Linked DNA regions of Homo sapiens: region 2 is linked to region 1. A link is a contact called in ENCODE Hi-C or POLR2A ChIA-PET data. All regions are on one chromosome and are shown on one strand. The core of a region is the stretch at or near the end of the contact, and the rest is flanking DNA. Distances in the headings are between cores, read along the strand shown. Region 1 overlaps RLF (RLF zinc finger). Region 2 overlaps SMAP2 (small ArfGAP2).

Region 1 (4,623 bases), core at 688-3,187:
TGTTATATTGATATTTTTATTTTTCACTAGCCCTGTATCCTCAACAAAATATATATTTATTTTTTATAAAGTTTATGAAGAAAATTACCATATAGGCCAAATGCCAGTTTATTTGGTTACAATGGGGGGAATAGTCCTCTTACCACACAGGGTACCCTATTCCTCATACTGTGGCATCTGAGAAGTTATCTGGTGAGTATTGAATCTAAACCAAAAGAAAATGAAACCACAATAAAGCCTGATAAATTATATGTGTCCTATCACTAAAAATTTGTCCAAATGATGGTGGAAAGCTGGCTTATGTTCTCCCTGGACAGTGTTGAAAAATCACTGCCAAATTCATGTTTGGGGACTCTCCTTCTGAGTTCCATGGAGTTGTTTTCTCTCTTGTTCATATATATCTTCCTTCTGACAACTGATTAGGTTTTGCCTATTCTTAATTGGTATATCTAGTTAAGACGTGAAGTATGTAGTACAGTCTAACATAAGCAGGATACAGCCTTCTCCCTGGAATACACATTCTGTCTGACTGGGCTAGGGAGTTCCTAATAGGCTTTTGGTTGGGGATACTTCTATAGGCAAGTCTTATTTTCAGAGGATAGCTTTAACATGAGTGAAATACATCTTATCTGAATTCATTACCCTAGAATAATGTCTTCAAACATTCCTAACTTCCTGTCTTTGATTTTTCTGCCTAAACAACTACAAATAACTACAATAGTAGCGCAGGATTCTGCTGGATTTTCTGCAGCTTTAGTTTCCACACAAATGGTCCCTGTATGAGTTCTGGTAACTGACTGTTAGCATCATCTTGATTACTTTAACATTTAAAAAAAGAGAGAGAGAGAAACAACTTACAAGGAAATATACCATAGACCATTATACCATATACAGTAAAAGTTCCCTTAACTAATATATTGCATTATCTGATCTTTGCATACCTGAATCATTACAGTCAGTTGAGCTATTTTTAGTATACCGACCTACTCAATTAAGTATCTTGCTACTTGGTCACAGTCACTTTAGATAAATGCCCTTCTGTAATTTCAGAAAAGCAACATGTCACCACTTAATCAAATCCCTAATTTTAATAAAATAAAAAAACTGAGTAACATTATAAAACTGACCCCTAAGCAATCCTGCTTCCCAGCTGAATTAGTAGAGAAAGAATGCAGAATGGGTGTCTGTTACATAACTAAGATTTCACCTAATTTATTAAAATCAGCCAGGTGCTGTGGCTCACGCCTGTAATCCCAGCACTTTGGGAGGCCGAGGCGGACGGATCACAAAGTCAAGAGATCGAGACCATCCTGGCCAACATGGGTGAAACCCCGTCTCTAAAAATACAAATATTAGAGATGGGCGTGGTGGCGCGCGCTTGTAGTCCCAGCTGCTCAGGAGGCTGAGGCAGGAAAATCGCTTGAACCTGGGAGGCGGAGGTTGCAGTGAGCCAAGATTGCGCCACTGCACTCCAGCCTGGCGACACAGCAAGACTGTCTCAAAAAAAAAAACCAAAAAACAAAAAACAAAGAAATTTATTAAAATCTATGTTACAAAAAAATTCTGGTTTAGGTCAGTAAGTTACTTACTGTCTGCATTGGCTAATCTAAGAATTAAGGAGTTTCAAAAATTTATATTTAGTGCCAGATTTATGTTCCTTAAAGTCAGACATTATGTCTCATCAATCCTTATAGGCCTACCACTCCTCTACCCACTTCCACCCCCACAGGACATTCTCAAGTCTCACTAAATGTCTGCTGAATACATTCACCATTTTATTCATTTGACAAATATTTTTCAATAGATTATCACACATAAAGTGCTAGATGCAGTGGGGGCGGGCAGACATGTGGCCTATCCTCACAGAGCTTTCAGAATGAGTCAATACAACATGATGGCTGAAACCACACATGCAAATTAACCAACTGCTAACTAAAGTATGCAAAGAGAAGGACAGAGTGCATACAGATGGGGTTAGTCTTTCCACAATCCACCTGTCCACTTAGAACGCTCTTGCCACCAATCTAATAGCTTCTGACAGACATTCCACCAGGACTTCTGTAAGCTACACAATTTCAAAGATTCAATACTCTTGAGGAACTTCCAGTTTGCTCTATACTAATTTATACTTTTTATATTCCTAAATCTTTACCCCCTCATGTGTTGGTTCAAATTAAGTAGTGAGATCTCTTATACCCACTATAAGCATACTCTGGGTATGTGAAGAATGGCTGGAATAATCAATCTTCTTCATTATCACTTTTTTTTTAAATTGAGATAGAGTCTCATTCTATCACTGCTGGTGATCCTCCCACTTCAGCCTCCCAAGTAGCTGGGACTACAGGCATGAACCACTGTGGCTAGCCAGGCATTTTCTTTCTTTCTTTTTGTTTTTTTAATCAAGTCTCACTCTGTCACCCAGGTTGGGGTGCGGTGGTGAAATCTCGGCTCACTGCAACCTTCACCTCCCAGATTCAAGTGGATCCTTTCACCTCAGGCTCCTGAGTAGCTGGGATTACAACTGTGCGCCACCAGGCTCGGTTAATTTTCCTGTTTTTAGTAGAGATGGGGTTTCACCATTTTGGCCAGGCTGGTCTCGAACTCTTGACCTCAAGTGATCCGCCTGCCTTGGCCTCCCCAAGTGCTGGGATTACAGGCAAAAGCCACCTCGCATCCAGCCTTTGTGGTTTTTTTTTTTTTTTTTTTTTTGCTTTTTTTTTTTTTTTGAGACAGTCTCACTCTGTCAGCCCAGGCTAGAGTGCAGTGGCACGATCTTGGCTCACTGCAAGCTCCACCTCCCAGGTTCACGCCATTCTCCTGCCTCAGCCTCCCAAGTAGCTGGGACTACAGGCACCCGCCACCATGCCCGGCTAATTTTTTTTTTTTTTTTTTTTTTGTATTTTTAGTAGAGACGGGGTTTCACCGTGTTAGCCAGGATGGTCTCGAGCTCCTGACCTCGTGACCTGCCCGCCTCGGCCTCCCAAAGTGCTGGGAGCCACTGCGCCCGGCTTTTTTTTTTTTTTTTTTTTTTTTTTAATGCAAGATTAGGTTGAAAGGATTACAGCCATCCAAATAACAGGATGGCTGTAATCCTTTCAACCTAATCTTGCATTTAAAAAACTGGACTAGGCAAGGTGGCTCACGCCTGTAATCCCAGCACTTTGGGAGGCCGAGGCAGGTGTATCACTTGAGGTCAGGAGTTCAGACCAGCCTGGCCAACATGGTGAAACCCTGTCTCTACTAAAAATACAGAAAGTAGCCGGGCGTGGTGGCGCATGCCTCTAGTCCCAGCTACTTGGGAGGCTGAGGCTGGAGAATTGCTTGAACCCGGCTAGAGTTCAGTGGTTCAATCACAGCTCACTATAACCTCAAACTCCTAGGCTCAAGTGATCCTCTCTCCCACCCACCTCAGCCTCCTGAGTAGCTAGGACTGGAGAAGTGCATCACCATGCCCAGCCAATTAAAAAAAACTTTTTTTTTGTAGGGACAGGGTCTCTTTGCTGCCCAGTCTGGTCTCAAATTCCTGGGCCTCAAGTGGTCCTCCCACCTTGGCCTCTCAAAGTGCTGGGATTACAGGTGTGAGCCACTGTACCCAGCCACGGTCTCTTATTTTTCTTTAGGAACTGAAATCACAACTGAAGAGAAAAGGGGCAATAAATGATAAAGATGACCTCCTAAAGTTCATTCTACAGTGACCAAATTAATGACCTCTCTCTTTTGTTTCAGTAAACTCATTCCACAAATACCTACTATTTTGTACTGTGCTGGGAAGTAAGGATGGAGACTCTATTCCTGCCCTTGAAAGGCTATGATATATACTAAGGGGTCAGATATATAAGTAAAAAATTAGCTCACTTACGCACCATATTTGACTATTCGGTGCTCTCATTCACATCCCAAGCAGATTACCCTCAAATTACTCTCTCAAGTCCTTGCTATATACCTCAACTGCCTATTACATATTTCCATCTGGATGTCCTATTCAAATCTCAAACTCAGCATGTCCAAAACCAAACATCTTCCCCAGCAAATATGCTCTTCCTCCTATGTTCCATCTGCCTCCTTTCAGGAGCCAGAGCTAAAAAACTATCTTTGAAACCACCACACCAAAGTTTGTTGATTCTATCTCAGAAATATCTTTGTCTCCTGTCCCTATGCTTTATCTCTGTAGCCATTCACCTAAACCAGGCCCCCAATATCCCTCATCTAGACTGCTACATTGGTTCACTTCTCTAGGCTAAATAACCTCTAGTTCTGTATATGTGTTATAATCACGTATGTCTGTACATTGAAAAAATTAATGTCCAAGGGGAAAATGACTAGAAGAAATTAACTAAAATGCTTACATGGTTAGCACTGAGGTAGCAGGAATATGAGCAATTTTTGTCATCTTTATACTTTTCTAAACTTCTCAAATTTTCTTTAATAAGCATGACTACATTTTCAAAGCAAAAAAAATCTCCCCTCACCCTTAATTCTCTCTACATTTCTCACTACATGGTTTCAAGGAGCTTGGCAGCATTCTGACTATTCCTTGAAACTATCAAGAAAGGAGAATTTCTTTCAGGATGGTCACATTTAATGTTTAAAGAATACATTCCAATTTAAATTTCACATAGTTCA
Region 2 (4,550 bases), core at 917-3,416, 210 kb before region 1:
AAAAATTAGCCAGGCATGGTGGCACGTGCCTGTAATCCCAGCTACTGGGGAGGCTGAGGCAGGAGAATTGCTTGAATCCAGGAGTCAGAGGTTGCAATGAGCCGAGATCACACCACTGCACTCCAGCCTAGATGACAGCGAGACCTTGTCTCAAAAAAAAAACAAAAATACAAAAATACAGTTAGAAGAAATAAGATCTAGTGTTCAATAAATCAGTACAGTGACTATAGTAAATAATAATCTACCATATATCTCAAAATAGGTAGAAGAGAATAATTCAAATATTCCCAGCATAAAGAAAAGATAAATGTCTAAGGTGACGGATATAGCATTATCATGATTTGGTTATTACACATTATGTGAATGTATCAAAATATCACTTGTACCCTGAAAACATGTACATCTATTATGTATCAATAAAAAGAGATAAACCAATTGTTTAATACACATTGGTCATGGCAATCAAGGAAAAAAATATAAAAGATGCCATTTTGAAATTTAAAATGAAAAGAAATGCTGAGAGGCAATATGCCAAACAATTTTGAAAGCAAAGAGGATAGACAAGTGATGTAAACTGGTAGTGATCGGCACAACACAAGAACAAGGTCACACATAAGTGCACATATTCAACAGGAGCCTAAGAGCAGGCGTGGGCAGCATCAAGCAATACTAAAACTAACATAGAATCACTCTGCAATAAGGGATCAGGGAAAATGAAAAAAGTAGATGGAGATGGATTTGGTTGATCAGTCAAGAAATCAACTGTCCTAAGTACCAGTTCAGTATCGGAAAAATCTGGGTTTACACGGACCTGTTGCATGTATTTTGACAAGTTTCTCTAGGGCTTATGTCTCCATTTGTAAAATGAAAAGCATATACGTAATATCCAACTTATATTCAACATCTGGACAGCTTCTACATACGGAGTAACTACTGCTGCAAATTCCTCTTGCTGCTGAAACTTCCCCCACCACCAAAGCTGCCAGGATTAGAGGGGCTCTGGGATTGACAACTCAGCAGACAGAAAAGGGGAACTAGCGTGATGGAGGACTTCAAGCTACTACTAATATTATAATAATTATATCATTGAGTTCTAATCTATGGAGTTCCAAACAAATAAATATTGAGGAGGAAAAAACATTGATAAATTGATGGCTACCTATATTTAGACCTGCTGGCATAACGGACCTGTCAAAAAGTTCAACGGGCAGGCTACGCGAAGGGAGAGAACTTTCCCATCTTCCATCCAAATCCTGTGGAATCTATCTTGGAAACTTTTCCAGAATCTATCCATTTCTACCTAGACCTCATGTCTCACCTATAAGCATTCGTTCTTTTTTGTGTGTGTTTGTTTGTTTTGAGACGGAATCTCGCTCTGTCACCCAGGCTGGAGTGCAGTGGCGCGATCTCGGCTCACTGCAAGTTCCGCCTCCCGAGTTCACGCCATTCTCCTGCCTCAGCCTCCCGAGTAGCTGAGACTACAGGCGCCCGCGATCACGCCCGGCTAATTTTGTTTTTGTATTTTTAGTAGAGACGGGGTTTCACCTTGGTAGCCAGGATGGTCTCGATCTCCTGACCTAGTGATCCGCCCTTCTCGGCCTCCCAGAGTGCTGGGATTACAGGTGTGAGCCACCGCGCCCAACCAGCATTGGTTCTCTTAACATTATTTATTGTGTACCTATGTGCCAAGCAATTTGCCTGCTAAGTACTGGGGATACAAAGGCAGAGAAAATAAGGATGAGATTCCTCAATTCAAAAAGCTCACAGACTAACAAGCAATTAGTCTCCAGAATCCCACCACCAGAATAATCTTTCTAAAACACAAATCTGTACAGATCACACCTCTAAATATAAACCTTCCATGTAGTCTCATACACAAAGGTAAATATGTAAATTGGTGCACATTTTCTGAATAGCATATTCCAAACTAAGCTCTCAATCTCTTGCTACAAAATCTCTTCCTTTTTTCTTCATCTTAGTCAACTACACCTCCATCCATTCCATTGCGTCAGTCAGAAAATTATGCATCATGAAACCTCTCTCCTTCAGCCCCCACATCACCAAGACAAAAATATCTGTCAAATCAGTATCTCTTCTCTCCATCTGTATCACTATTTCTGTAATCTAAAGCCACCAGACTCTTTCGGACCACTGCAATAACCTCCTAATAGCTCTCTCTCCACTTTTACATTCTCTTCTCCCTTGAGCCCAAACCAAAACCATTCTCCACCAAACAGCCAACTTGAGCTCTTAAAGAAGCAAAGCCACATTGTGCTGCTTAAAATTCTTCTATTACTATTGGATTAAATAACAAAATCCTTAACATAGTTTCCAAGGTCTTAAAGGTCTAGCCCATGCCTCCTTCCGCAGCCTCTCAATTCCTATGGTAGCAGCCTTCTTTCATTTCCTCAAGGGACCAACATGTTCCTTCCTCAGGGCTTGCTGGACTTTGTACATGCTGCTCCTGCTGCCTAAAAAAACTCTTTCCCTAACTGCCAAATGCCACTTGCAGCCTGGCCAACTCCTATACATCACAAGGGTCTCAGCTGAAATGTTTCTTCCTCAAAGGAGTCTTTCCTTGGCTCCCCAGTCTAAACCCGACTGTAACATCTCTTCTACCCTTTCTTTTGGTTTTTACCTTACAGAAAATTTCAAACAAACGAAAGCAGAGCATAATTAACCATGAGCTTCAGCAATTATCAACTCCTAGCCAATTTTGTTTCAGCTATACTCCCACCCACTGCCCCTCAACTCCAACCTGGATTATTCTGAAGCAAATCCTAAATATCATACCATTTCATCTGTATATACTTCAGCATATATCTCTAAAAGATAAGGACTTTTTTTTTAAAGGTTATGAACTTTCATTTACCCTTTACTCTTTTTTTCACTCTTTCTTTTCTTTTCTTTTTTTTTTTTTGAGACAGGGTCTTACTCTCTCACCCAGGCTGGAGTGCAGTGGTGCGATCATAGCTCACAGCAGCCTTGGGCTGTCAGGCTCAGGCAATCCTCCCACCTCAGTCTCCCAAGTAGCTGGGACTAGATGCATGAGCCACCACGCTCAGCTGAATTTTTTATTTTTGTAAAGATGGGTCATTGAGTGGTGTTAAGAGTCAGGAAAAAAAAAAAAGAGAAAGAAAGAAAAGAAAAAAAAAAGAAATGGGCCAGGCACGGTGGCTCACGCCTGTAATCCCAACACTTTGGGAGGCAGAGGTGGACAGATGACCTGAGGTCAGGAGTTTGAGACAAGCCTGGCCAACATGGTGAAACCCCATCTCTACTAAAAATACAAAAAAAAAAAAAAAAAAAAATAGCCACACGTAGTGGCACATGCCTGTAGTCCCAGCTACTTGGGAGGCTAAGGCAGGAGAATCACGTGAGCCCAGGAGGCGGAGGTTGCAGTGGGCCGAGATCCCACCACTGCACTCCAGCCTGGGCAACAGAGCAAGGCTCTGTCTGAAAAAAATAAAAATAAAAATAAATCAATGAAATAAAAAAGAGACAGGGTCTCACTATGTTGCTCAGGCTGGTCTTGAACTCCTGGCCTCAAGTGATTTTCCTACTTTGGCCTCCCAAAGCACTGAGATTACAGGAGTGAGCCACTGTGCCTGGCCACCCTTTACTTTTTCTAAATCATACCATATTTTGTTACTATCTAATTATTTGATTGTTTAAGATGTCTTTCCCGCTTAACTATGTGTGCCACAAGAGCTGTCACCAGACCTGTAACATTCACTATCATATACTCACGGCATAGCATGGTTCCTTGAACATAGCAGGGAAGCAACATTTGCTTAAAGATTAATTAAAACTAAGTATTCTAGGTGCAGTGGCACATGTCTGTAGTCCCAGCTATTCAGGAGGCTGAGGTTGGAGGATCACTTGAGCCCAGGAGTTTGAGGCCAGCCTGGGCAACATATTGACACCCTATCTCAAAAAAACAAAAGAACTAAGTAAATCCTTTGACCCCACTTGTAAGAATTCATCAGGGAAAAAACAGGTCAAGTACACAAAGAAATACGTTAAGAATGTTCATTATTACATCTTTATGAAAATTAGAAACATTAATAGGTTACATTAAGGAATTATGGTATCACCATTTAACGGGGAAAAATTTTGGAGCCTCTATTTCATATAAAAGTATCTCCATGATATAGTAATTTTAAAAATCCAGTATTAAAAGAGTACACATGAAACAATTCCATTTTTTTTAAAATATGAATAAATGAGCTCGGTGTGGTGATATGCCTCTGTAGTCCTAGCTACTTGGGAGGCTGAGCGGGAGTACTGCTTGAGCCCAAGGATTCAAAGGCTGCAATGAGCTATGATTGCACCATGGCACTTCATCCTAGGGAACAGAGTGAGACCTTGTCAAAAAATAAATAAATAAATAAATGTACGCGTATGCACAGAAAAAAAATCTAGAAGACTATATGTAAATTATTACTATATCGGGATAATGGGATAATGAAACATCTATTTTCTTCTCTATATATCCTCTCTGAATTGTTTGCAATGAGCTTTCTATTAATTTTGCAATGGGAAAAACC

The links. A loop is a pair of places that touch in the nucleus more often than their neighbours do. ChIA-PET counts read pairs that join two places held with the same protein, here RNA polymerase II (POLR2A). Pooled maps may share reads with other maps.
Region 2: a pooled map shows a loop between it and region 1 (3-fold over the local background). The contact joins two enhancer-like sites. A Hi-C loop is called at or near these places in 4 of 50 pooled maps. POLR2A ChIA-PET finds 5 or more read pairs at or near these places in 3 of 52 experiments (AG04449, GM12878 and activated CD8-positive, alpha-beta T cell).

Annotation. Positions count from the first base shown.
Region 1 is chr1:40,183,930-40,188,552 of GRCh38, reverse strand. All of the region lies in intron 1 of RLF (RLF zinc finger), which reads right to left. Among named protein-coding and RNA genes, the nearest start is that of RLF, 25 kb to the right of the region's middle. RefSeq lists a silencer at 1,818-2,007. Within about 2 kb of position 1,937, at least 2 of the 41 ENCODE cell types and tissues checked have a DNase peak (open chromatin) inside an H3K27ac peak, as active enhancers do; they include GM12878, where a contact is called at or near this core.
Region 2 is chr1:40,398,072-40,402,621 of GRCh38, reverse strand. The region is part of intron 1 of SMAP2 (small ArfGAP2); the gene reads right to left. Among named protein-coding and RNA genes, the nearest start is that of SMAP2, 27 kb to the right of the region's middle. Within about 2 kb of position 2,166, at least 3 of the 41 ENCODE cell types and tissues checked have a DNase peak (open chromatin) inside an H3K27ac peak, as active enhancers do; they include GM12878, where a contact is called at or near this core.